2 separate regions of the Homo sapiens genome follow, and region 2 is linked to region 1. A link is an interaction called in ENCODE POLR2A ChIA-PET data of the cell type or tissue named here. Cell type or tissue: Panc1. All regions are shown on one strand. Links, peaks and the distances in the headings refer to the core of each region. The heading gives the core; the rest is flanking DNA. Region 1 overlaps CFAP57 (cilia and flagella associated protein 57). Region 2 overlaps MPL (MPL proto-oncogene, thrombopoietin receptor).

What was found. Peaks named below come from ENCODE experiments on the same cell type or tissue, not always from the same donor. Only the 100,000 strongest peaks of a DNase experiment are listed, where the experiment ranks them.
Region 2: POLR2A ChIA-PET joins it to region 1 with 13 read pairs; 11 of 35 experiments call an interaction of 5 or more read pairs at or near these places.

What each region holds. Positions count from the first base shown.
Region 1 is chr1:43,186,985-43,203,692 of GRCh38, forward strand. CFAP57 (cilia and flagella associated protein 57) reads left to right here. Exons shown (of 23, transcript NM_001378189.1): 7 at 10,569-10,708; 8 at 11,497-11,662; 9 at 12,406-12,519. The region is part of intron 4 of LOC105378685 (a long non-coding RNA gene); the gene reads right to left. It also overlaps the pseudogene RNA5SP46. Among named protein-coding and RNA genes, the nearest start is that of CFAP57, 23 kb to the left of the region's middle. In Panc1, for the core only: no CTCF peak of the experiment used is centred there; no DNase peak of the experiment used is centred there.
Region 2 is chr1:43,345,941-43,357,375 of GRCh38, forward strand. It overlaps MPL (MPL proto-oncogene, thrombopoietin receptor), which reads left to right. Exons shown (of 12, transcript NM_005373.3): 7 at 505-689; 8 at 852-994; 9 at 2,903-3,062; 10 at 3,323-3,419; 11 at 6,276-6,363; 12 at 6,578-8,526. The coding sequence ends at 6,832. CDC20-DT (CDC20 divergent transcript) reads right to left here. Exons shown (of 4, transcript NR_183650.1): 4 at 8,744-9,066. Among named protein-coding and RNA genes, the nearest start is that of CDC20-DT, 7.0 kb to the right of the region's middle. RefSeq lists enhancers at 2,260-3,231, 3,232-4,202 and a silencer at 3,097-3,306. In Panc1, for the core only: no CTCF peak of the experiment used is centred there; a DNase peak (open chromatin) is centred at 3,581; H3K4me3 peaks cover 1,987 bases; H3K27ac peaks cover 2,400 bases.

The DNA.
Region 1 (16,708 bases), core at 232-8,231:
GCAAAACAAAATTCTAATTTTAAGATATTCACATAGAAGCATGCTGATAGACTCAGTGGGGCTGTGATTGCTACAGTAACTTTGGAGGACAGACGTATTGGCATTGTCCATCAAATTTAAATCTCACATATCCTTTTACCCAGAAATTGCATTTTAAGGCATTTAATCTATTGCTATATTTGCTCATGTACACAAATATGTATATATAAAAATGTTTCTTTTTCCTTTTTACTGTTTTGGAATAACAAAGAAAGCTAGTATAAATACACTGCAGACATTACAACAAAAAAGCACTATTAAAGATAGAGATCATATTGTACTTAAAATGGCTCAGTACCAATAAGATATTACAATTTTAAGTTTGCATGTACCTAATACCATAGATTCAAAATATATAAAGCAAATCTGGGCAGAACAAGGAAAATAGACCATCTACAATCATAGTAGAAGATTTAACATATCTTTCTCAGTAATGGTCCTTTTTTTAATAACAACTTAATTGAGTTATGATTCACATACAAATTGCCTATTCAAAGTATACAATTCAGTGGTCTTTAGTATATTCAAAAAGTTATGCAACCATTTATCATAGACAGCCTTAGGACATTTTTATCACCTCAAAAAAAAAAAAAGCGCATACCCTTTAGCTATTATTATTCCTCCATCCTCCCAATTATCACCCCTCCCCACCCCAGCCCTAGGCCACTACTTACCTACTTCATGTCTCTATATATAGATTTGCCTATTCTGGACATTTCATTCAAATGGAATCATAAAACGTGTGGACTTTTATGACTGGCTTCTTTGACTTAGCATAATGGGTTTTGTTGTTGTTTTGAGACAGGGTCTTGCTCTGTCACCCAGGTGGGAGTGCAGTGGTGTGATCATGGCTCACTGCAGCCTTGACCTCCTGGGCTCCAGCAATCTTCCCACCTCAGCTTCCCAAGTAGTTAGGACTACAGGTGCACGCCACCACACCCAGCTAGCTTTTGTATTTTTAGTAGAGACAGGGTTTTGCCATGTTTCCCAGGCTGGTCTTGAGTTCCTGAGCTCAAGCAGTCCACCCGCCTCATCCTCCCAAAGTGTTGGGATTACAAGTGTGAGCCGCCACACCTGGCCAGCATGTTTTCAATGTTCATCCATGTTGTAGCAGGTATCAGTACTTCATTCCTTTTTTATGGCCAAATAATATTTAATTATATGGATATACTATATTTTATTCATCAAATTTGTATATTTGGGTTTTTTCTACCTTTTGGCTTTTATGAATAATGCAACTAGTTTTTATGTGGATGGGTTTTCATTTCTCTTCCTAGAAGTGGAATTGCTGAGTCATATGGTAACTTCATGTTCAATTATTTGAGGAACTGCCATACTGTTTTCCAAAGTTGCTGGACCGTTTTATATTCCCATAAGCAGTATATGAGCATTCTGATTTCTCTATATTCTTGCCAAAACTTGTTATTATCTTTTTTATTATAGCCATCTTAGTGGGTAAGAAGTGGTATCTCATTGTGGTTTTGATTTGCATTTACCTGGTGATTAATGATGAACGTCTTTTCAAGAATTTCTAATTCTTCTTTGAAGAAATGTCTATTCAGATTTTTTGCCCATTTAAAAAATTGAGTCATATGTCTTTTTATTATTGAGTTGTAACAGTTATTTATAATTCTAGATATAAGTCCTTTATCAGATATGTGATTTGCAAATACTATGTCCCATTCTGTGGGTTGTCTTTTCACTTTTTTGATGTTGTCTTTTGATGAAGTTTTCAATTTTGATGAAATTGAATTTATCTATTTTTCTTTTGTTGGTTGTGCTTTCCATGTTATATTTAAGAAGCCAATGCCTGAGGCCATGAAGATTTACCTCTGTATTTCTTCTAAGAGTTTCATAGTGCTAGCTCTTACATCTAGGTCTTTAATCCGTTTTGAATTCATTTGAGTATATGGGATGGTATAGGGGTCCAACTTCATTCTTTGGCATGTAGATATCCAGTCGTCACAGCATCATTTGTTGAAAAGGCTAGTCTTTCTCCATTGAGTAGTCTTGGCATCTTGTTGGAAATCAGTTGACACATGGGTTTGTTTCAGGACTTCCAATTCTGTTCCATTGATCTGTCTATCTTTATGCCAGTACCACACTGTCTTGATTACTGCTGCTTTGTAGCAAACTTTAAAATTGGGAATTGTGAATCTTGCAAATGTAGTCTACTTTATCAAGATTGTTTTGGGTAGTCTGTGTCCCTTGCAATTCCATATGGATTTTACAGTCAGCTTTTCAATTTCTACAAGAAGCCATCTGGGATCCTCACCGGGATTGCATTGAATTTATAGATCAATGTGGGGAGTGTTGCCATCTTAACAATACTAAGCCTTCCAATTCTTGAGCATGAGATATTTTCCATTTATTTAGATTGTCTTTAATTTGTTTCAAGAACATTTTGTAATTTTCAGAGTATAACTTTTGCACTTCTTTTGTTAAATATATTCTGAAAAATTTTCTTCATGATGCTATTGTAAATTGAATTATTTTCCTAATTTCATTTTTGGATTGTTCATTCTAAGTGTATAGAAATACAATTAATTTTTGCATACTGATCTTGTCTCCTGCAACCTTGCCAAACTCATTTATTAGTTCCAGTAGTTTTTGTGTTAGGTTATTCTGGCATTGCTATAAACGAGTACCTGAGACTGAGTAATTTATAAAGAAAGGAAGTTTAATTGGCTCATGGTTCTGCAGGGTGTACAGGAAGCATGGTGCTGGCATCTGCTTCTGGTAAGGGTTCAGGAAGCTTACAATCATAGTGGAAGATGAAGGGGTAGTATGCACATCACATGGTGAGAGCAGGAGCAAGAGAGGGAGGTGAGAGATGCCACACACTGTTAAACAACCAGATCTCTCATGAACTCACTCATCACCAAGGGGATGTCACTAAACCATTCATAAACCATTCATGAGGGATATGCCCCCAATGATCCAAGCACCTCCCACCAGGTCCCACCTTCAACACTGGGGTTACATTTCAACATGAGATTTGGAGGAGACAAATATCCAAATTTTATCAGCGTTTTTAGTGAATTCCTTAGGATTTTCTATATATAAGATCATGACATCTGCAATAGAGGTAGTTTTAGTCTTCCTTTCCAATCTGTGAATGCCTGTTACTTATTTTCCTTGCCTAGTTGCCATGGCTAGAACCTCTAGTATCATGTCAAATATCAGTGATGAGTGCAGATCCTTGTCTTGTTCCTAATCTTAGGGAGAAAGCATCCAGTCTCTTTTTTTTTTTTTTTTTTTTTTTGAGACGGAGTCTCGCTCTGTCACCCAGGCTGGAGGGCAGTGGCGCAATCTTGGCTCACTGCAAGCTCCACCTACCGGGTTCATGCCATTCTCCTGCCTCAGACTCCCGAGTAGCTGGAGCTACAGGCGCCCGCCACCATGCCCAGCTAATTTTTTGTATTTTTAGTAGAGACGGGGTTTCACCATGTTAGCCAGGATGGTCTCGATCTCCTGATCTTGTGATCCGCCTGCCTCGGCCTCCTAAAGTGCTGGGATTACAGGCGTGAGTCACCGTGCCCGGCTGCATCCAGTCTTTAACGATTAAGTTTGATGCTGTCTGTAGGTTTTTTTGAAGATACTGTTTATCAGGCTGAAAAAGTTCCCTTCTATTCCTAGTTTGTTGAATGTTTTTATCATGAACGGCTGTTGGATTTTGTCACATTTTTTTTTTCCTGTGTCTATTGAAATTATTGTGTGAGTTTTCGTTTTTTACTTTATTAATATAGTATATTATACTAAGTGATTTTCAGATGTTAAACCACCCTTGCATTCTTGGGATAAAATCCACTTGGCCATAGTATATAATCATTTTCATATTAGTATATTCAATTTACTAGTATTTTGTTGAGGATTTTTGTATCCATATTTATAAGAAATAGTGATCTGTAGTTTTCTTGTGATGTCTTTGACTGCTTTTGCATCAGGGCCTCATAGAATGAGTTGGGAAGTGTTCCAGCCTCTTCTAATTTTTTGAAGGTTTGTGAAGAATTGGTATTAATTCTTCTTTAAGTGTTTGGTAGAATTCACCAGTGAAGTCATCTGGGCCTGGGCTTTTCTTTGTGGAAAGTTTCTTTTTCTAATTAATCTCTTTACCTATTTTCATCTATTTAGATTGTCTATTTCTTCTTGAGCCAGTTTCAGTTTTTGTGTCATTCTAGGAATTTGTCTATTTGTCTAATATAGTGGCATGCAATTGTTCATAGTATTCCTTTATGATCCTTTTTATTTCTGTAAGCTTAATGGTAATATTCCCTCTTTTGGCCGGGCGTGGTGGCTCACGCCTGCAATCCCAGCACTTTGGGAGGCTGAGCCAGGCAGGTCACGAGCTCAGGAGATTGAGACCATCCTGGCTAACACAGTGAAACCCCGTCTCTACTAAAAATACAAAAAATTAGCCAGGCATGGTGGTGGGCGCCTGTGGTCCCAGCTACTCGGGAGGCTGAGGCAGGAGAATGGCGTGAACCCGGGAAGCAGGGCTTGCAGTGAGCCAAGATCGTGCCACTGCACTCCAGCATGGGTGACAAAGCAAGACTCCGTCTCAAAAAAAAAAAAAAAAAAAAGTAATATTCCCTCCTTCATTTCTGATTGTATTAATATGATTTTCCTCCTCCCCCCATTTTTTTTTATCTCTTTAAAGAATCAGCTTTCGGTTTCATTGATTTTTCTCTATTGCTTTGCTATTCTCTATTTCATTAATGTTCACTCTAATCTTTACTGTTTCCTTCCTTTGGCTTGCTTTAGGTTTAGGTTGCTCTTTTTTTTTTTCCAGTGTCTTAAGGTAGAAGATTAGGTTATTTATTTAAGATCTTTCTTTTTTGAAAATGTAGGTATTTGCAGCCAGAAAAAAACTCCTCTTAATATTGCTTACCATAAATTTTGCTATGTTATGTCTTTATTTTCATTAATCTCAAATATTTTGGAATTTCTCTTTTGATTTCTTTTTGACCCATTGGTTTTAGGAGTGTGTTGTTAAATTTCTGCTTATTTGTGAGTTTTCCAGTTTCTTTCTGTTTGTTATTAATTATTAATTTAATTACACTGTGCTTAGAGAATATATTTTGTATTATTTCTATTCTTTTAAATTTATTAAGGTTTGTTTTTGGCCTGGCATATAATCTATTCTGGAGACTGCTCTATATGCACTTGAGAAGAATGTATATTCTGTTATTATTGAGTTGGGTGTTCTATATACGTCTGTTAGGTCTGGTTGGTTTTTAGTGTTGTTCAGATCTTCTGTTTCTTGTCATCTTCTGCCTACTTGTCTTGATTGTTTTTGAAAGTGGTGTATTGCATGGCCTGGTGTGGTGGCTCACGCCTGTAATCCCAGCACTTCGGGAGGCCAAGGTGGGCAGATCACCTGAGGTCAGGAGTTCATGACCAGCCTGATCAACATGGAGAAACCCCGTGTCTACTAAAAAAATACAAAATTAGCCAGGCGTGGTGGCGCATGCCTATAATCCCAGCTACTCAGGAGGCTGAGGCAGGAGAATCGCTTGAACCCAGGAGGCAGAGGTTGTGGTGAGCCAAGATTGTGCCATTGCACTCCAGCCTGGGCAATAAGAGTGAAACTCCATCTCAAAAATAAATCAATAAAAAAGCCGGGAGTGGTGGCTCACACCTGTAATCCTAGCACTTTGGGAGGCCGAGGTGGGTGGATCATCTAAGGTCGAGAGGTCGAGACCAGCCTGACCAACATGGCGAAACCCAGTCTCTATTAAAAATACAAAAAAATTAGCTGGGCGTGGTGGCACATGCCTGTAATCCCAGCTACTCAGGAGGCTGAGGCAGGAGAATTGCTAGAACCCGGGAGGTGGAGGTTGCGGTGAGCCGAGATCATGCCATTGTACTCCAGCCTGGGCAACAAGAGTGAAAACTCCATCTCAAAAAAAAAAATAAAAAGAAAGAAAGTGGTATATTGCAATCTTCAACTCCTATTGTTGAGCTGTCTATTTTCCCCTTCATTCTTGACAATTTTTACTTTATACATTTGGGTGCTCTATTTTTAGGTGCACATATCTTTACAATTAATATATTTTCCTGATGGGTTGACCATTTTGCATTATAAAATATGTCTCTATTTCTAGTAACATTTTCTATTTTGAAGCCTATTTTGCCTGATCTTACTGTAACCACACCAGCATTTTTGTTGTTGCTGTTTGTATGGTATATCTTTTTTCATCCTTTTACTCTCAATATATTTGTATCTTTGATTCCAAACTGTGTCTCTTATACACATCATATAATTTAATCTTTTTTTATCCAGTCTGACAATCTCTTTTGATTGGATTGTTTAATCAGTTCACATTTAATGTTATTACTGGTATAGTTGAATTTATGTCTACCATTTTTGTGTGTGTGTATCATGGGGTTTTTGTTCTTCTGTTCCTCTCTATGCCTTCTTTCACATTAAGTAAAATTTTAAGGTAGTGTTTTAATATCTTTAATTATTTTTCCCTATATACTTTTAATTATTTCTTAGGGCTTACCATACACACTTTAACTCATTATAATCAGATTCAGTTTGATTCAATTTCATACTAACTTAATGCTAGTAACATATAGAAATGTTATTGCCACATAGCTACCTTCCCTTTCCCCTTTTTAATGGTAATATTGTTATATATATTACATCTATGAGTGTTACAAACCCCAATGACATATTCTTATAATTATTACCTTATATAATTTTATATATTTTAAAGAAGCTGAGGTTAGAATGGGGAGCAATTATATATTTATAGTCTTTTTATGTTAACCTTTACTATCATTTCTGGTTCTTTTCATTTGTTTCTTGAGTTTGAGTTACCACTGAAGTCATTTCTTTAATCTGGTACACATTTGTTCCCACCCACCATTTGTGTGCTATTACTGGGAAATATATTACATTTCTATATGTTATAGCAACAACAGTATATTATATGCATATTGTTTCCTACAATTGCTTTTTAAATCAGCTAAAAGATGATGAAATATATATTTATATTGTCTTTTATAATTACCTTTACCAGTGCTCTTTGTTTTGTGTGGATTTGAATTACTATCTGGAGTAACTTGCTTTCAACCTAAAGGATTTCCTTTAGTATTTTCTGTAAGTCATATCTGCTAGCAACATATTTTTTCAGTTTTTTTGGTAATTTTTTTTCACCTTTAGTTCTAAAAGATAGCTTTGCAGGATTTTTGTTTGACAGCTTTTTCTTTAAGCACTTTGAACATGTTATCCCATTCTCTTCTGGCTTCCGTTGTTGTTGCTGAGATATCTGCTATTAATCTTATTGGGACTCTTTTGTAAGTGATCAGTCATTTTTCTATTGATGCTTTCAAAATTTTCTTCTCATCTTTAGCTTTCATTATTTTTGCCAAAATGTGTCTGTTTGTGGAACTCTTTGTGTTTTTCCTACTTGGAGTTCATTGAGCTTCCTATATGTGTACACTGGTGTTTCCCAATAAATTTATAATATTTTCAGCAATTATTTATGAAAATGTTTTTTCTGTTCCTTTCTCTTTCTCCTCTCCTTCTAGCATTCACCTTATGCATTAGTTGGTGTGCTTAATGGTGTCCCACATTTTTCTGAGGCTCTGTAAATTTCTAATTCTTTTTCCTCTCTGTTCTTCAAATTGCTAATCTTTTTTGATCTATAAAGTTCACTAATTCTTCTGCCAGTTCAGATCTATTCTTGAGCACCTCTAGTGGATTTTTCATTTCAGTTATTGTAGTTTTTAACTCTAGAATTTCTATTTTCTTACAGTTCTATCCCTATATTGATGGGATCCTTTTATTCTTCTCTATTTGATGCATATCATTTCTACCTTTACTTGTTTAATCATGGTTTCCTTTAGTTTTTTGGACACACTTGGAATGGCTAATTTCAAGCCTTTGGGTGCTGCCGTAGGGAATTTTGTTGCCTGTGAACAGAAAAATGCAAATTAATACAACTCTGAGATGCTTCTTTATAAGAAGTTTCATTACTATATTGTCAAAAATTAAAAATCCACTTATTACCAGAGATTTCTGAGGACAGGGGAAAATGATAACCCTAATATGGTGATGATGGGAGTGTAAACTGATACAGCCATTCTAGCAAGGAATCCGATAATTCTTGGTCAAATAGAGAGTGCATGTACCTTGTTATCCAGTAGTCTGCACTGGATACACACCAGGAATTTGACCCCACAGAGCCATTAAAGAACATGGACAGGCCAGGTGTGATGGCTCACACCTATAATCCCAGCACTTTGGGAAGCTGAGGCGGGTGGATCACAAGGTCAAGAGATCGAGACCATCCTGGCCAACATGGTGAAACCCCGTCTCTACTAAAAATACAAAAATTAGCTGGGCATGGTGGCATGTGCCTGCAGTCCCAGCTACTAGGGAGGTTGAGGCAGGAGAATCGCTTGAACCTGGGAGGCGGAGTTGCAGTGAGCCGAGATCACGCCACTGCACTCCAGCCTGGCATCAGAGCGAGACTCCATCTCAAAAGAAAAAAAGAAAAAAAAAAAAACATGGACAAAGATATTCACCATAGTGTTTGTAGCAATGGACGGTTGAAGACAATCCACATGTTCATTCCTAGTGGTAATGAAGAAGTAAAGTAGCTAGATGCACACTGTAGAATATCAAACATCAGTTAGAAGCAAATTATACATACTGCAACATAGATGATTCCTTAAAAATTTCGTGTTGAGAAAAAAGTAAAAGTACAGAAAGAGATCTGAAGCACAATATCATTTATAGAAATATAAAACACATATGTATATAGTCAGTGACATACATGAAATCCTTTTGTTGGTGCCTACTTATCATAGGGAGGAACAGAAGTAAAAATTGAGAAAGAAAGGAGCGAAATAAAATAAAATTTGTCTTATATGAATTTATGATGAATCTCTGCAAGTCTGCTTCTGAGATACAAAATGAAAACAAAGACACAGAAAGCAAGGAAATATGAGATAATGTCATCAGATGAGATTTAGAATTGGAAGAAAAAGGTTGGAATGTTTGAAAAGGAGAATAAACAGTATGAAATACTTATCTTGGATATTTAGAATGTGAATTTATTGAAAAAATATGGTAGAGTTACCAGACAGGGTTAAATGCCCACTGGAGGTTTGTGGTCATGCATTTGCAGTGAAACCGGTAAGCCCACTTGTGTGATTCCCCATCATTGCATGACTCCTCAGGCAGAGGGGGAAGAGAGAGCATTGCTTTTGTTTTTAAGACAAGAGAGATTTGAGTGTGTAAAAGCTAATAGGAATGTGCTCATAGAGACAGGCAGGTTGAAGATATTGGAGAAAGAAAGCGTAACAGATGGAGAAGAATAACAATAACCTGTGCCTGCCTACCCAGCATAGCATCTCTTTCTCTGAGATAGTAGGGTCTACAGCCATAACACCGTGAATGCACCTGATCTTGTCTGATCTCAGAAGCTAAGCAGGGTCAGGCCTGGTTAATACTTGGATGGGAGATACTAGCGTAGGATAGAGTGGATGCAGATAAATTTATAAGTGGCAGAGGGGCAGAATTTGAAAAAAAAAATCCATTTCAGCCTTTGTCTTGGCTTGCGAACAGACCTAAATATGTACATCTCATTAAATTTCCCAACGATCACTCCTCATTCAGGTGTTCCAGAAACAATGCCTCTGATGACAGACATCTGTAACCTACATAACCAGTGCAGTAGGATGCATTTCAATTTAAAATCATCCATCCAACTCTCATTTGCTACTGGTGATAATTAGTGCAGTCTCTCCAGAGAGAAACTTGGCATTATTTATCCAGATCCTTAAAAATCATTCATACAATTTTTCCCAGTATTCCACTTCTAGAACTGTATACTAAGGAAATAATCAGAGAGATACAAAGACTTGTGCAAGGATATTTAGTCTAGTGTTATTCCTATAATAAATAACAAAAATTGGAAGCCACTTAAATGTTCCTACAGCAGAGGAAGGGTTAAATTAAATTCTAAGATATCCATTGAAGAAAATATTTTATTGCCATTAAAATAATGTTTAAAAATAATATTGGCTCAGCCAAGCATGGTGGCTCACGCCTGTAATCCCAGCACTTTGGGAGGCCAAGGTGGGCGGATCATAAGGTCAGGAGATCGAGACCATCCTGGGCTAACATAGTGAAACCGCGTCTCTACTAAAAATACAAAAAAAAATTAGCCGGGCATGGTGGCAGGCGCCTGCAGTCCCAGCTACTCGGGAGGCTGAGGCAGGAGAATGGTGTGAACCCGGGAGGCGGAGCTTGCAGTGAGATGAGATTGCGCCACTGCACTCCAGCCTGGGGGACAGAGCGAGACTCCATCTCAAACATAAAATAAAATAAAATAAAAAATAATAATAATATTGGCTCAGGAAAATATGCATAATATTCAAACAGTTTAGCCACAGCCTGATTTCTGTGCACCCAGGCTAATTAATGTTCATGGGAACTAATTAGAGCTGACATGTACAGCCAGCCTTTTGCTTACTCTGCGGGATCTTGTTCTGTGTGATTTCTCTAGGGGGAGCCTGCTCACTTTGAGTATTTGATGTATCCATTGCACTCAGCACCCATCACCGGTCTAGCTACCTGCATCCGCAAACCCCTTATAGCCACCTGTTCTCTGGATCGATCCATCCGCCTTTGGAATTATGAAACAAAGTAAGGAATGAAAGGCTTGCCTACTTTATTATGCAAGACCCCAGTTGTGAATTTATGTGAATTATTTTAATTACAGTGTTCCAAACTTTAATTATTTAGAAGCTTTCAGTTGGAAAAGATTTTTAAAAAATCAAGTCAGTCAACCTACCTGTTTCTCACTCTTGCGTGGGCTAGAAAACTACTTTGTGGTTTATTTAATGCTTACCACATGCTAGACACTGGGGACATGAAGAGATGAAGACAACACCTCAGTCTCTCACCTTCTTACATAAACTCCTGGGTCCCTCCAGCTCTCCTATCCCCTTGTTTCCCACAGGAACTGCTCTTTGCTTCAGGGAGCTCTCCAGACCCTTTCTTCCTCATCTTTCTCCCAGGACATCACTATCTCAACCACCCCCAACTCCCTCCTGACTTTACCTTCCAGCACAGCTTCCCTGGGAAGCTCCAACCCTAGGTGGACCCCCACCCCCTACTGTTTTCTTTGTTCTTATGTACAACTTCTGGGGCTTCTGGGGAAAAAATACTTGGACAATACTCATGAATTTTGGAATATAAACAGAGCTATGTCTTCAGCATCGCTAGACCACACCTTGACCAGTCTCCCTATCTACCATGCTCCACGCTGGACATTATCCCCTAATAACCAAGATCTAGAAAAGAGAGGAACCAACAATTGCAAACAGTAGTGTGTCTCAAATACGATGATAACAATATATATCAGATACAGTAGATGACTGGAAGGATTTAGTGAGCTAAGCTTACAATTCAGTAATTGATCTTTTTCACAGCACCCTGGAACTATTTAAGGAATACCAAGAAGAGGCATATTCCATCAGCCTTCATCCATCTGGACACTTCATTGTAGTAGGGTTTGCTGACAAACTACGCCTCATGAATCTACTCATTGATGATATACGTTCTTTCAAAGAATACTCTGTTAGAGGATGCGGAGAGGTAAAAAAAAAACTGCTGAAGACAAAAGTCCAGTTTCTTAGAAAGCCACGGCTGAAATATCAGGAACTAACATGATCTGGGGAGGTGGGACCAAAATCTGTCTTGGAGAACTACAGTGGCTTAAAAAAAGGGGGAAGGAGGAAATCCAGTTATTTTCCCAGCAACCTTATTGAGTATATGGTTCCATCCCCATATTCTTATGTCCACCAGACTATTTCATTGAACCTAAAACCTTGTGAGATCCCCGCTATGATAAGTCCTGTCTGTAATTGTGGAATATTAACAAATATTTTAAAAGAAAAGTAATCTCAGAATCAGAGTCACAGCTAAGAAGGTGAGGTTGGAGACGGAGGAGCCAGGGAAAAATAAGCATCAATGGTGAGAGGTAATAAAGAGCGCATCAGCTTTCCCTGAGGTGTCTTGCAGAAACAAGGCAATGATTTCAGGAATTACTTCCCCGGCTCTGAAACATGCTTCTACAGGCAAAATGATTGCTTGTGGTCCCAACGGCTTAATGATTTGTGGGCCTGACAGTGTCAGCATCTGGCCACTATGAGTTACAGGAATAATGAAAGTGTCTGAAAATGTCAGCCACTCCTCAGTCTCATTTGCACCTTCCCCCCACTCCCACCCTCACACGTAGTTTCAGTCTGAACTCGTTGGGAAAAGCACCTCTTGACTGTAACCTCTAATTAGACTGCTCACTTCCTGCTTGCTTGCTCTCTTGCTGTCTTTCCCTATAGTGTTCCTTTAGCAATGGAGGTCACCTGTTTGCTGCAGTCAATGGAAATGTGATTCACGTTTACACCACCACGAGCCTAGAGAACATCTCAAGCCTGAAAGGACACACAGGGAAGGTAAGTGAGTGAACAGTCTCTGGGGAAACAAGGGGCACGGAGCCAAGTATGCCGCCAGCCAGTGGGATACAGGTGAACAAAAGAGAGATGGTTCCTTTCCTCATGGGTTCACTGTCTACTTGGGGAAAGAGACAATAAAACAAATGCACAGACAAATGTAGTTACTAATTGCAGTTCCACTGAAAGAAAAACATGGTGTTGTTGTGAGAGAAATAATGAAGGGGGCGGCATAATTTAGGTGGCTGTATTTGCAAAGGCTTGGTCCTATAAGAGTGAGTAGGAGTTAATCAGACACAACTGGTGGGGATAATCACTGCAGATAGGGATCCAAAGGCCAGAGATGGGAGACTCATAGGGTGTCAGAGAACGTGAAAGTCTGTGGGCCTGGAATGTGGTGCCAGGATAAACCGTGGGGTAAAGATGGGCTGAGATTGGAGAGGTCACAAGGGCCCAAATGCATGGAAACTTGTAGGCCTTGTAAGGATTTATCCTTCTTATTTCTTGAAATCATGGAAGACTTTCAGGGCAGAGAATATGACCGGATTTGCATTTTGAAGGATTACTTTGGCAGCAGAGTGAAGACTATTGAAGGGGGCGAGGGTAGAAATGGTGAGGAGGCTATTGTGGATATCTACACCATAGATAATAGTGGTGGTGATACAGTTAGGGAGAAGTGGATGGATTCAAATGATTTTAGAAAGTAAAGTCGTGGTGGCTTATGCCTATAATCTAAGCACTTTGGGAAGCTGATGTAGGAGGATCGCTTGCACTCAGGAGTTCGAGACTAGCCTGGGCAACATAAGGAGACCCTGTTTCTACAAAAAGTAAAAAATATTAGCCAGGTGTGGTGGCACACACCTGTGGTCCCAGTTACTTGGGAGGCTGCGGTGGGAGGATCACTTGGGCCCAGGAGGTCAAGGCTGCAATAAGCCATGATCACACCACTGCACTCCAGCCTGGGTGACAAGAGTAAGACCCTGTCTGAAAAAAAAAAAGAAAGAAAGAAAGAAAGAAAAGCAAAAGAAAAAAAGAAAGTAAAATCACTAGGTCCTAGAGTAGTAGATTAGATGTGAGGCATGATTAAGAGGGAGAGGCATAGAAAGGGTAAGAAGTCAGCAGATGAATTTGGAGATAAGAGGCCATTGGAAAAGAGAGGCATTCTAGGCAGAAGGACTTGTTGGAGATGATGAAATGGAGGTATGAAATAGGACAGTGCTCATTGGTTCATATGGCTGGAACACTGGACACATTTGAGCAATGATAGAGGGAGTAGGAAAGGTTGGCTGCATCGCAGAAGGTAGTGTATGCCATGCCAAGGAATTGGACTTTAGTCTCTAGGTGACGAGAAACAACGGAAAGGATTTAAGCAAGAAAGTAATGGGATCAGAAAGGTAACTCTCTGAACAGTATTGAGGAAGGATTAGAGTGGAAGGAAATTGGAGTGATGGAGAGCAGTTAGGATGTGAAGGTGAAAGCTGGGTTAGGAACTAAACCATGACTTTAGTAGCGGAGGCAGAGAGAAGAAAGAGATGAAGTTCCATTTTGGCCATGTGATATTTGACGTGCCCAGAAGTGTGATGTATGTGTGTGGAGGTCAGGAGAGAAGTCAGGGCTGAGTATGAAGATTCGGGGAATTAGAAAGTAGAGGAAGTCAGAGGCATAGATTAGATCACCAAGGGCCTATGTAGAATCTGAGAAGAATATTGGACAGCAGAGGGAAGACCAACATTTAAGAGACTGGTGAAAGAAGAGGAGCCGATGAAAGACTGAAAATAAAGATACAAAGAGAACTTGGAATCAGATAATTATCTCAAAGAAGCCAAGGAACTAAACAATTTCTGAAAGGTTGAAGTGGTCAGTGGTACTAGATGTCAGAGGGAGGTCATGTAAAGTCCAAAACTGACCGTTGACTTTAGCAAATAACAGATCATTGGAAGGAAAAGTAAAAATGTGTGGAAAGTGAAAGTGCTATGTAAACACAAGCATTTTTGTTTGTTTTTGAGACGGAGTCTCACTCTGTCACCCAGGCTGGAGTGCAGAGGCGTGATCTCGGCTCACTGCAACCTCCACCTCCTGAGTTCAAGCGATTCTCCTGCCTCAGCCTCCCAAGTAACACAAACTCTTTTTTTGAGACAGAGTTTCGCTTTCGTTGCCCAGGCTGGAGTGCAATGGCACAATCTCAGCTCACCGCAACCTCCGCCTCCCAGGTTCAAGCGATTCTCCTGCCTCAGCCTCCTGAGTAGCTGGGATTACAGGCATGTACCACCACACCCGGGTAATTTTGTATTTTTAATAGAGACGGGGTTTCTCCATGTTGGTCAGGCTGGTCTTGAACTACTGACCTCAGGTGATCCACCCACCTCGGCCTCCCAAAGTCCTGGGATTACAGGCGTGAGCCACCGCGCCTGGCCCACGGACATTATTAATGAGAGCTGCTGAGCCTCCTCAGCTTCAGCAATATAATTAGTCTTCAAGTGACTGTGGAGATGCGGATGAAAGTACAGAAAGTGATTCTGATGCCCAAGCTCACCAGTCCAGGAAAACAGCCATTTGTTTCATCACTTTACAAGTACTTAAAACACTGGTCTCTAATTAGGGATATATGTTAGAATGACATGTGTAACATTTTTTACAAATACAGATACAGGATGCAGCTAAAGCTATGCATACAGGGAAATGTATAACCTTAAATACATATACTGTGTTAGAAATGAAAAAAGATACATAAGCATCCATCTCAAGAAGTTAGAAAAAGAACAGCAAATTAAATTCAAATAAAAGGCAGGAAATAAAGATAAGAGCAGAAGTTAATAAAATAGAAAACAGACAAAAGATCATCAAAGCCAAAATTTGATTCTTTGAAAACACGAAATAGACAAACCCTTGGCATGACTGATGAAGAAAAAATTAAGAGTGTGGAGATACCAACAACCAATATGAGGATTAAAAAGGGGATATCACTAAAGGTCCTATAGACATTAAAAAGATCTGAAAGGGGTCCGGGCGCAGTCACTCACGCCTGTAATCTCAGTACTTCGGGAGGCTGAGGCAGGCGGATCCCTTGAGATCGGGAGTTCGAGACCAGCCTGGCCAACATGGTGAAACTTCATCTCTACTAAAACTACAAAAATCAGCCGGGTGTGGTGGCACACACCTGTAATCCCAGCTACTCAGGAGGCTGAGACAGGAGGATCGCTTGAACCTCGGAGGCGGAGGTTGCAGTGAGCCGAGATTATGCCACTGCACTCTACCTTGGGTAACAGAGTGAGACCCTACCTCAAAAAAAAAACAAAATGAAAAAAAAATTGAAAGGATATTATGAACTTTATGCAAATAAATTTTAATATATAGATGAAACTGACAAATTCCTATAAAAATTGAATCTGTAGGCTGGGCGCAGTGGCTCACACCTGTAATCCCAGCACTTTGGGAGGCTGAGGTGGGCGGATCACGAGGTCAGGAGATGGAGATCATCCTGGATAACACGGTGAAACTCCGTCTCTACTAAAAATACAAAATATTAGCCGAGCATGGTGGTGGGCACCTGTAGTCCCAGCTACTCGGGAGGCTGAGGCAGGAGAATGGCATGAACCTGGGGGATGGAGGTTGCAGTGAGCCGAGATCATGCCAGTGCAGTCTAGCCTGGGCAGCAGAGTGAGACTCTGCCTCAAAACAAAACAAAACAAAACAAAACAAGAAGAATCTGTAACTTAAAACCTTTCTACAAAGAAAACTCTAGGCCCAGATCTTATCACTGGGGAATTTTATCAACATTTAAGGAAAAAAAAATAACACTATCACTAATCTTGAAAAAAACTCTTCTAGAGAATTGGAAAAAGAAGGAATACTTTCCAGTTATGTTCTATGAGGCCAAAATAATTGTGATACCAAAATCTGTCAAAGACACCACAAGAAAAAAAAATAAGCTAGTCTTTTTCATGAGCACAGATAGAAATATATATTTATATATATATTTTAGACGGAGTCTTGCTGTGTCACCAGGCTGGAGTGCAGTGGCACCATCTCGGCTCACTGCAACCTCTGCCTCCTGGGTTCAAACGATTCTCCTGCCTCAGCCTCCTGAGTAGCTGAGATTACAGGTGTGCGCCACCATGCCCAGCTAATTTTTGTATTTTTAGTAGAGACAGGGTTTCACCATTTTGGCCAGGATGGTCTCGATCTCTTCACC
Region 2 (11,435 bases), core at 1-8,000, 160 kb after region 1:
AGAGTAGGAGGAATGACGTATGAGAACACGTTAAAAATAGAGGATATTTTTCTCCAGAAAGATGAGGGTTCTTTAATCTTTGAAACAATCCTGTGAGGTTGGTATCATTAACCCATTTTACAAATAGAAGGAAACTGGAGCAGAGATAAACCAAGTAATTTGCCCAAAGTTACACAAAGGTAAGCCAAGACCTCAACTCTTGGTGAAAACCCATGCTGTTTTCACATATCATGCCAGGTCTTTCCTCAAAGGGAAGAGGCCAGACAACAAAGCTGACTTCAGAAAACATCATGGCAAAATAGCAAAAACAAACGAACAAATGAACAAAGGAAAAAACAAAAAGAAAACATCATGGCATAAAGACAGAGGGAAAGCTCTGGAGGCCCCTGGAAGGAAGGAGTTAAATGATAATCCCTGCAGGCCATCGTTCTTGTAGGATGGGAAGCCTTGGGATTAGTCTCTGGGGCAGGCCTGATTCAATGACTCTGTGGGGCTGGGTCTTAGGTACCCCATCTGGGAGAACTGCGAAGAGGAAGAGAAAACAAATCCAGGACTACAGACCCCACAGTTCTCTCGCTGCCACTTCAAGTCACGAAATGACAGCATTATTCACATCCTTGTGGAGGTGACCACAGCCCCGGGTACTGTTCACAGCTACCTGGGCTCCCCTTTCTGGATCCACCAGGCTGGTAAGAACTTTCTTCCTCATTCTTCCCACATAGTTCCCACCCCCACTGAATCTGACCCTGTGCCCAGGATCCCCAACTCTGACCCTTCTGACCGATGGCTCTGGTGGCACAATGCCTTGTGCACAGAAGGACTTAAGCTGCTCCCTGCTGACATCCCTGTAGTGCGCCTCCCCACCCCAAACTTGCACTGGAGGGAGATCTCCAGTGGGCATCTGGAATTGGAGTGGCAGCACCCATCGTCCTGGGCAGCCCAAGAGACCTGTTATCAACTCCGATACACAGGAGAAGGCCATCAGGACTGGAAGGTATGGTCAAGCAACAAATGCCCACAGACCTCACTACGCAGGGGATCCCTGGGGTTGGCCATGCCTGTTAGCAGGAGTGAAAGTGTCTATGTATCCAGTCTCTGCTAGTATATCTATGTTTATCAGATTCAACTGGTATCTTAGTCTCTCTTGGGCATCTGATATTTCTGGCTACTCCTACTTAACATTTCTCTTCCCTTTGTCTTTGGGATATCAGTCTTCCCCGATTTTCCTCCTACCTCTCTGACTGAACTTTCTCACTCTCCTCTCCTGGCTCCTCCTTTCCAGCCTTCCACAAAATGCTGTGCTTCCTAGAGTCTCATCCTAGGCTCTTTTCTCCTCTGATAAAATAAATATGTTCTCCCCAGGTGAGTGCTTTAACTCCATGGTTTCAATGTCCATACATTAACAATCGCAATTTTACCATTCTAACTCCCATATGGAAAGGAATTTACAAACCACAGGCAAATTACCAAAATGTTTGAAGTCTGTTTCCTCATTGGTGAAATGAGGATGAAGCTATCTACCTTATGGAGTTATAGTAAAGATTAAATACTATATCTAAATACCTAGCATACTGCCTGGCATAAGGAAGGTGCTCAATATACATTACTTAAATATTAGTTTGTCTACTTTTATTCTCATTTGCCACACATATATACAACTATGTACAACATCTTATGGTTCTACCAAAACTTCCTCCCCCTGGACATTTCAGACTCAGTCTATCCAGAATGGAACTCCTCTTCCTCCTGAAGCTTTACTTTTTTATTGTGATAAAACTTACATACAACAAAGTGTACAAATTTTACATATATAGTCTGTACTTGTGTATACATCCACATAACCATAACCAGGATCAAGATATAAATTATTTCCAGCACCTCAGAAGCTCCCAATGCTCCGACACATCCCCCGCCACCAAAGGTAATCACCATCCTGACATTACCATTGATTCATTTGGACTGTTGTTGAACTCTATAAAATGGAACCCTAAAGTATATCTTCCTCAAACTTACTTCTCTTCTGTGTCCTGTCTCTGACAATGGCACCGCTACTTACCCAGTACCCAAGCCTAGAAGCACCCTTGACTCTTCTTGCTCTTCCCTTATCCCTTCCCCTTACTCATCAACTAAGTTGATGGCAATAACGTACTAATAGTCCTCAAATTCCTACCAGGATTGCCTTAGACTCATCTGTGACCATCCAGCCGTGTCATCCATGCTTTTAGCACACTAAACTACTCTGTGGCACAAAACCAAGCATTAAATGCTTCTCTGGACTTCCGTGGTGCCTTGCACTAATTAATTGTTGTGATTATTTACCTGTTTGGATGTCTTTCTCATTAGATATGTAAGAGACGGTGTTTTATTGCTTTCTCCCCAGTGCCTAACCCAATGTTTGGAGTATCACACAGTTCATAAATGTTTGCTGCCTTCCTGCTTGTACACATGATGCTTGTACCCCAGCGCCTAACGCAAATCTGGCATCCTCTGCAGCATGAGTATTATTTGTGGCATGGTCTGTGTGGCTCTGAATATATCTGTTTCTGGGGGTGTCCATCGCCCGACCTGGAGTTGTGAGAACACCCGGTAGGGTGTGCGTGTACCGGGATCCCTGCCGAGGGTGTACCTGGGTGTTGGTGTTAGGATACGTAGCTCTCTGAGGTGAGGTCTGTGTCTCAGGAGGTGGGCCTGGCACGTTTCTCTCGGGCAGAGCGTGATCCCGTTAGGGAGAGGCTCTCGGTTAGGGCGCTCTATCCTGTTGCTGGGAAGCGTGTTTTCTGCCGGTGGGGCTCTTTGTGGGAATCTCCGACCGCCTGGGGATTCGGAGCTGCAGGATTTGGGTCAAACAGACGCTGGGCTATCGAAGCCCCGACGCCGGGCCACCGCACGCTTCTTTGCTCAGGTGCTGGAGCCGCCTCTCGGGGCCCGAGGAGGGACCCTGGAGCTGCGCCCGCGATCTCGCTACCGTTTACAGCTGCGCGCCAGGCTCAACGGCCCCACCTACCAAGGTCCCTGGAGCTCGTGGTCGGACCCAACTAGGGTGGAGACCGCCACCGAGACCGGTGAGGCAAGCCCCGGCCGCACCAAAGCCGCACAGCGCCTGCGCCAGGGACTGGGCGCCGGGTGCGAGTGGGGCGGGGCTCGGAGAGGGGCGAGGCGCGGGGCGCGGAGAGGGGCGGGGCCCTGACCTTGCGGGCCGACGGCTGCGCAGGTGCCCGCAGTGCCCAGGGGCGGCGAGGGGCGGGGCCAGAGTAGGGGCTGGCTGGATGAGGGCGGGGCTCCGGCCCGGGTGGGCCGAAGTCTGACCCTTTTTGTCTCCTAGCCTGGATCTCCTTGGTGACCGCTCTGCATCTAGTGCTGGGCCTCAGCGCCGTCCTGGGCCTGCTGCTGCTGAGGTGGCAGTTTCCTGCACACTACAGGTACCGCCCCCGCCAGGCAGGAGACTGGCGGTGGACCAGGTGGAGCCGAAGGCCTGTAAACAGGCATTCTTGGTTCGCTCTGTGACCCCAGATCTCCGTCCACCGCCCGTGCGCACCTACGGCTTCGCCACTTCCTGCACGTCACCTCTGGGACTCGCCGCGGCTCCTTACACTCTAACACGCCCACTATACCGCCCACCTCGAACAGCCCCGCCTCCTGCTGCTCACCTCGGCGACTAGGCCACCGTCCACCCTTCAGCCAAACTGCCCACTCCACCCCCATCCAATCTGCCGTCAGGTCCCACCTCCTAAACCTAGTCCAAACAATGGCCCCCTTTCTCTAGCCCTACAGACACGACCTGACTCACTGAAACAGAACCTCTTGCCCCTCCGATCTAGCCTCACACAGCCACCAGAATAATCTTTCTAAAATGCGCACATGAACCTATCAATTCCCTCCTTAAATCCTTTCAATAGCTCCCAGGATATAGTCCAGGCTCCCTATGATGACAAGCGAGGCTCTGCAAAATCGGCCCCTGCCAGCAAGCACTTCAGCCTGTTCTACCCTGTGCATCAGCCTTTCCAAACTGGTTTTCTCCACAAGTCAGGTTTTACTTCTCAGTGCCTTTGCACATAACGTCCGCTCTGCCTGAAATAGCCTCCCTGTCTCACTAAACCCATTCATCTGTAAATAACTTTCTTCACCAACTCTTAAGAAACCTTTCCTGACCCTCCCCCTTTTGGCCGCTGCTCTGTGCTCCAATACAGTACCAGTAGTGTTTTACTGTGTTTATTTCTTTATATATCTTCCCTATTATACCTTACTTGGTCATCTTTAAATCCTTAGCACAGTGCCTGCCAAAAAGCAGGCCCTTAAATAAATGTTATTAATGAGTGACTCATTTATGTGGGAAGACGAAGGCTGAGGAGAAATGCCATTGGAGGCTATAAACATGAAGGGTAGAATGCATCCCACCTCCATCCTTCATCTGCTGCTTCTTTAAGACTTAGCTCAGAAGTCATCTCCTCCAGATGGTGTCTTCTGATGGTCCTGGGCTGGTTCAGGTGCCACTCTCATGGGCTACCATCTCCCTCTGAACATACCTCTCTTTGAACTTTTAATCTGCCCATACGTATGAGCAGACTGAAAGGTAGCCTCCATGCAGGTAGCCAGATCCAACAAAAAAGTTGGAGAAGTAGGAGGAGGTGGTCTGCTGAGCCAGGCATACTCAGTTTCTTTTCCCCAATTTACCAGGTAAGTCACACCTTCTCCCCTGGAGAGATATGAGTGAGGTCACTGAAGCGGCCTGAAATGTTCTACTGACGTCCCTCCACATGGAAATATGAAGCTAAAGAATCCAGGTTCTGGCCGGGTGCGGTGGCTCACGCCTGTAATCCCAGCACTTTGGGAGGCCGAGGTGGGCAGATCACAAGGTCAGGAGATCAAGACCATCCTGGCTAACACAGTGAAACCCCATCTCTACTAAAAATACAAAAAAAATTAGCCAGGCATGGTGGTGGGCGCCTGTAGTCCCAGCTACTCAGGAGGCTGAGGCAGGAGAATGGTGTGAACCTGAGAGGCGGAGCTTGCAGTGAGCCAAGACCGCGCCACTGCACTCCAGCCTGGGCCACAGAGGGAGACTCCATCTCAAAAACAAAACAAAACAAAACAAAACAAAACAAAACAAAACAACAAAAAAATGGAGGCCCCTCCAATACATCTTAATCCATATTCTTCCCAGATAGACTACCCTCTCCAGTAACTTACTAATAAGCTCCACTGATTTTCTTCATTCATTCATTCAGCTAATTTACTGAGCACCTACTATGGGTCAGACACTATTCTACACCCTAGAAATACAGGAGTGAATAAATAGACAAACTCTCTTTTCTCGGGGACCATATGTTCTAGTGGGGTGAGACAGACAAAAAGAAATATACATAACAATGTAATAAATGTACAACAAGTCAAATACTATAAGGAAAAATGAAGTACAGCAGGAGATAGCCTGTCATGGGGAAAGGAAGCAGCACTACAGTGGTCCCCTCTTATCCACAGTTTCACTTTTTGTGGTTTCAGTTACACGCAGTCAATTAAGGTCTGAAAAAAATTACATGGAAAATTCCAGAAATAAACAATTCATGTATTTTAAATTGTAAGTAGCACGATGAAATCACTTGCCATGCCGCTCTGTCCCACCCGGGATGTAAATCATCCCTTTGTCCAGCATCTCCACGCTGTATATGCTCCCTGCCCCATAGTCACTTAGCAGCCATCTTGCTTATCAGATTGACTCGTTGAGGTATTGCAGAGCTGTGTTCAAGTAACCCTCATTTTAGTTAATAATGGCCCCAAAGTACAAGAGTAGTGATGTTGGCATATTGTTCTAATTGTTCTATTTTATTAGTAGTCATTATTAATCTCTTACTGTGCCTAATTTATAAACTTTATTGTAGGTATGTACGTATAGAAAAAACATCTGCTGGGAGTCTTGAAACATATCCCCTGCAGATAAAGAGGGACTACTGTGTTTCAGGCAAGGTAGTCAGGGATGACATTTGAACAGAGGCCTACAATGAGGTGAGGGAATGAATCCAGTGTTCCAGACAGAACAAACATTGGAGTGTTTGAGGAAACTGCAGCACCCTTTGTTGAACCTGCCCACCACTGACTTCCCTCCCCTACCTGAGGTTTTCTTCTTACTCTACTCCCCTGCCCAACTTTATTGCCTTGACCATGCTCTTATATCTCCAAGCCTTACTCCCCGGCCTCACTGCTCCCCCACCCCAACTGCTGTCCTCCTCCCTGCCAATCCACTGCCATGGCTCAGTCTGCTTCTCTTCCTTCTCCCCCAGGAGACTGAGGCATGCCCTGTGGCCCTCACTTCCAGACCTGCACCGGGTCCTAGGCCAGTACCTTAGGGACACTGCAGCCCTGAGCCCGGTGAGTGTGCTTCCCTCCCCTGTGCCCACCACCAACCCTGCCTGGTACTGGATCCTTGCCCCAACAATACAACTTGTTCAAGGTCCTTGCCCTACCAGTGTGCCATCCCCAGGCACTACCCCAGCACTACCCCAGCCCTTCTCCTTCCTGTACAGTCCAGCCCCTCCTCCCACAGGATCTGCTTTAATCCAGCGCCTCTCCTCATCTCTCCCAGCCCAAGGCCACAGTCTCAGATACCTGTGAAGAAGTGGAACCCAGCCTCCTTGAAATCCTCCCCAAGTCCTCAGAGAGGACTCCTTTGCCCCTGTGTTCCTCCCAGGCCCAGATGGACTACCGAAGATTGCAGCCTTCTTGCCTGGGGACCATGCCCCTGTCTGTGTGCCCACCCATGGCTGAGTCAGGGTCCTGCTGTACCACCCACATTGCCAACCATTCCTACCTACCACTAAGCTATTGGCAGCAGCCTTGAGGACAGGCTCCTCACTCCCAGTTCCCTGGACAGAGCTAAACTCTCGAGACTTCTCTGTGAACTTCCCTACCCTACCCCCACAACACAAGCACCCCAGACCTCACCTCCATCCCCCTCTGTCTGCCCTCACAATTAGGCTTCATTGCACTGATCTTACTCTACTGCTGCTGACATAAAACCAGGACCCTTTCTCCACAGGCAGGCTCATTTCACTAAGCTCCTCCTTTACTTTCTCTCTCCTCTTTGATGTCAAACGCCTTGAAAACAAGCCTCCACTTCCCCACACTTCCCATTTACTCTTGAGACTACTTCAATTAGTTCCCCTACTACACTTTGCTAGTGAAACTGCCCAGGCAAAGTGCACCTCAAATCTTCTAATTCCAAGATCCAATAGGATCTCGTTAATCATCAGTTCCTTTGATCTCGCTGTAAGATTTGTCAAGGCTGACTACTCACTTCTCCTTTAAATTCTTTCCTACCTTGGTCCTGCCTCTTTGAGTATATTAGTAGGTTTTTTTTATTTGTTTGAGACAGGGTCTCACTCTGTCACCCAGGCTGCAGTGCAATGGCGCGATCTCAGCTCACTGCAACCTCCACCTCCGGGTTCAAGCGATTCTTGTGCCTCGGCCTCCCTAGTAGCTGGGATTACAGGCGCACACCACCACACACAGCTAATTTTTTTTTTTTTTTTTTTTTTTTTTTTTTAGACGGAGCCTTGCTCTGTTGCCAGACTGGAGTGCAGTGGCACGATCTCGGCTCACTGCAACCTCTGCCTCCCGGGTTCAAGCCATTCTGCCTCAGCCTCCCAAGTAGCTGGGAGTACAGGCGTCTGCCACCATGCCTAATTTTTTTCTATTTTTAGGAGAGACCGGTTTTCACCACGTTGGCCAGGATGGTCTCGATATCCTGATCTCGTGATCCGCCTGCCTCTGCCTCCCAAAGTGCTGGGATTACAGGTGTGACCCACTGCGCACAGCCCCAGCTAATTTTCATATTTTTAGTAGAGACAGGGTTTTGCCATGTTGCCCAGGCTGGTCTTGAACTCCTAACCTCGGGTGATCCACCCACCTTGGCCTCCCAAAGTGTTAGGATTACAGGCATGAGCCACTGCGCCCGGCTGAGTGTACTAGTAGTTAAGAGAATAAACTAGATCTAGAATCAGAGCTGGATTCAATTCCTGTCCTTCACATTTACTAGCTGTGCAACCTTGGGCACATAACTTAATGTCTTTGAGCCTTAGTTTTTTCATCTGTAAAACAGGGATAATAACAGCACCCCATAGAGTTGTGACGAGGATTGAGATAATCTAAGTAAAGCACAGTCCCTAGGACATAGTAAATGATTCATATATCCGAACTACTGTTATAATTATTCCTTCTTACTCTCCTCTTCTAGCATTTCTTCCAATTATTACAGTCCTTCAAGATTCCATTTCTTAACAGTCTCCAATCCCATCTATTCTCTGCCTTTACTATATGTTGACCATTCCAAAGTTCTTATCTCTAGCTCAGACATCTACTACAGCACTGTGATGCTTTATGCAACTAACTGTTTACATATCTGTCCCCTGCTACTAGATTGTGAGCTCCTTGAGGGAAAGGAACATGATTTATTTGTCCTTTTCCCCCAGCACCTAGAGTAGTGCTTGGTGCATGATAGTAGGCCTTCAATAAATTTTTTCTAAATGAATGAAATCTTTCTGGACAAGGTTACCTTAATCCCATGCCAGCTGTCCTCATCCTCTAAACCGTTCATAGGCAGCAGTAAATGTGCTCAGACAGTTCTGATTATGGACTCTCCTAACACATTCTAATTCTCAAACAAATGGTTTTGTTGTCATTGTTTTTTCTGGCTCCAAATATACCCACTGTATCAGTCAGGGTCTTGGAAGAAATAGATGACACACTCAAATTGGGTAATATGATGACAGTGTAATAAACGGCAAACAGTATTTACAAAGATGAGGGCAAGATTTGGGAAAACCATCAAGGAACAGTGCAAGTGCCTCTGAGGCTAACAACAACAAGGTGCTGGCACTAGCCCTAGGCATCAAGGGGTAAGGGAGGGAGTGGTTCCCAGATCACCAGAGAGTAGCTGTAAGACAGGGCTGCCAGGAAGGAGTCATGGCCTTTCTTTGGTGGAGGGGTGCAGCCAACCTATGGGCAGGTGGCAATGAGAGATCCAGGGGGATAGACAGCTCAATTTCATGCTCTTCCCATTCCAGTCTTGAGTCCCTAGGAGTAAAGTCAGAGCCTTTCATGTGGCTGGGGAGGAATTATGGAGATTGGGTATACTGGATGTCATCCATTTGTCCCACCCAGACCTATTCTCCATCCTTCTCCATCTTGTCCTATGCTTAGCAAGGCTGATTCATATGGCTGGCATCCAAGCATTCTCCTGGGCTTTGGTTTCTGCTTGGGTTCCAACAGTAGGAGGATATTATGGATTGAATTCTATTCCTCTCCTCTCCCTCAAATTCACATGTTAAAGTCCTTTTTTTTTTTTTTTTGGCCGGGCCCGGTGGCACACACCTGAAATCCCAGCTACTTGGGAGGCTGAGGCACAAGAATGACTTGAAACCGGGAGGCAGAGGTTGCAGTGAGCCAAGACCACACCACAAAAAAAGATAAAAGTTTTTTTGTTTTTTTTTTTTTTTTTGAGACAGGGTCTTCACTCTGTCGCCCAGGCTGGAATGCAGTGGTGTGGTCACGGCTCACTGCAGCCTCAAACTCCTGGTCTCAAGCGATCCTCCCACCTCAGCCTCCCAAGTAGCTGGGACTACTGGAATTACAGGTGTGCACCACTAGCTTGGCTAATGTTTTCTGTATTATTATTATTTTTTTTTGAGATGGAATCTTGCTCTGTCGCCCAGGCTGGAGTGCAGTGGCGCGATCTCGGCCTACTGCAAGCTCCACCTCCCGAGTTCACGCCATTCTCCTGCCTCAGCCTCCCGAGTAGCTGAGACTACAGGCGCCCGCCACCATGCCCGGCGAATTTTTTTTATATTTTTCGCAGGACAGGGTTTCACCGCGTTAGCCAGGATGGTCTCGATCTCCTGACCTAGTGATCCGCCCGCCTCAGCCTCCCAAAGTGCTGGGATTACAGGTGTGAGCCACCGCGCAGGCCTGTTTTCTGTATTTTTTTTAGAGACAAGGTGATACTATGTTGCCCAGACTGGTCCCAAACTCATGAGCTCAAGCAATCCTCTGGCCTTGGCCTTCCAAAGTGCTGGGATTACAAGTGTAAGCCACCACACCCAGCCAGATGTTGAAGTCTTAACTCCCAGTACTTCAAATACGACCTTATTAGGAAATAGGGTCATTGCAGATATAATTAGTTAAGATGAGGTCAGGGCCCTAGTTCAATATGATTGGTATTCTTATAAAAAGAGAAAATTGGACACACATACACACAGAAAGAAAGCCAAGTGAAGATGAAGGCAGAGAACAGGGCGATTCTTCTATAAGCCAAGGAATGACAAAGATTGCCGGCAAACCACCACCAGAAGCCAGGAGAGAGGCATGGAACAGATTCTTCCTCACGGTTCTCACACAACTCTCATGACACCTTGATCTGGAACTTCTAACCTCCAGAATTGTGAGACAACCAATTTCTGTCATTTAAGCCAGTTTGTGGTACTTTGTTACAGTAACTCTAGCAAACGAATATAGAGGATATCAGGGGATGGGCTACACAAGTCACCTATACTTGCCGGCTTCCCGTTCTCCCTATTTCATTCTTTCCGCAACTCCTCCAAAATGGATCTCAAGCACCCACTTTCCTGATCCTGCTCTCTCCAAAGTCATCGGTAATTTGATTTTCAATGGCCAAATCTGACCCTTTCTGTCATCATTCCACTTGACTACATATATTAGGGTATCTCCCACTTCAAGATCCATGTCTGGATAATTTCCATTGCCTTCCTTCATTCATTTATTATTATTATTATTTTGAGACAAAGTCTCCCTCTGTCACCCAGGCTAGAGTGCAGTGGCGCGACCTCGCTCACTACAACCTGCGCCTCCCAGGTTCAAGCGATTCCCCTGCCTCAGCCTCCCAGGTAGCTGGGATTACAGGTGTGCACCACCACACCTGGCTAATTTTGTACTTCTAGTAGAGACAGGGTTTCGCCACATTGGCCCGACTAGTCTTGAACTACTGACTTCAAGTGATCTGCCCGCCTTGGCCTCCCAAAGTGCTGGGATTACAGGAGTGAACCATGACAACCTGCCCAAATCCTTTATTTTTAAATGTACAAATTCCCTGAGGCTATACCCTTTATCCTTCTCTATAGCTACCACCAGAAGTTGCAAATTATTGCCATATCCCCCCCCTCAGATGTTTTATTTGGTCCTTCCCTACACAGAAACCCCACAGGTACCACAATGCCTAGCAGATGAAGTCCAAAGTCTTTAGCTTAACATTTAAGACCCTGACCAACTTGACATGAGACAACCTTTTCTATGTTTTCTGGGAATTCCCCACCTCTAACCTAAGCATATCCAATTCCTTATTTTCCAAGGTAATTGGAAATAGAGAATGCAAAGGCTTCAAGTCAAAGATAATAACATTATCTGTAAGCATCGGAGTGGACTTTAAGCTA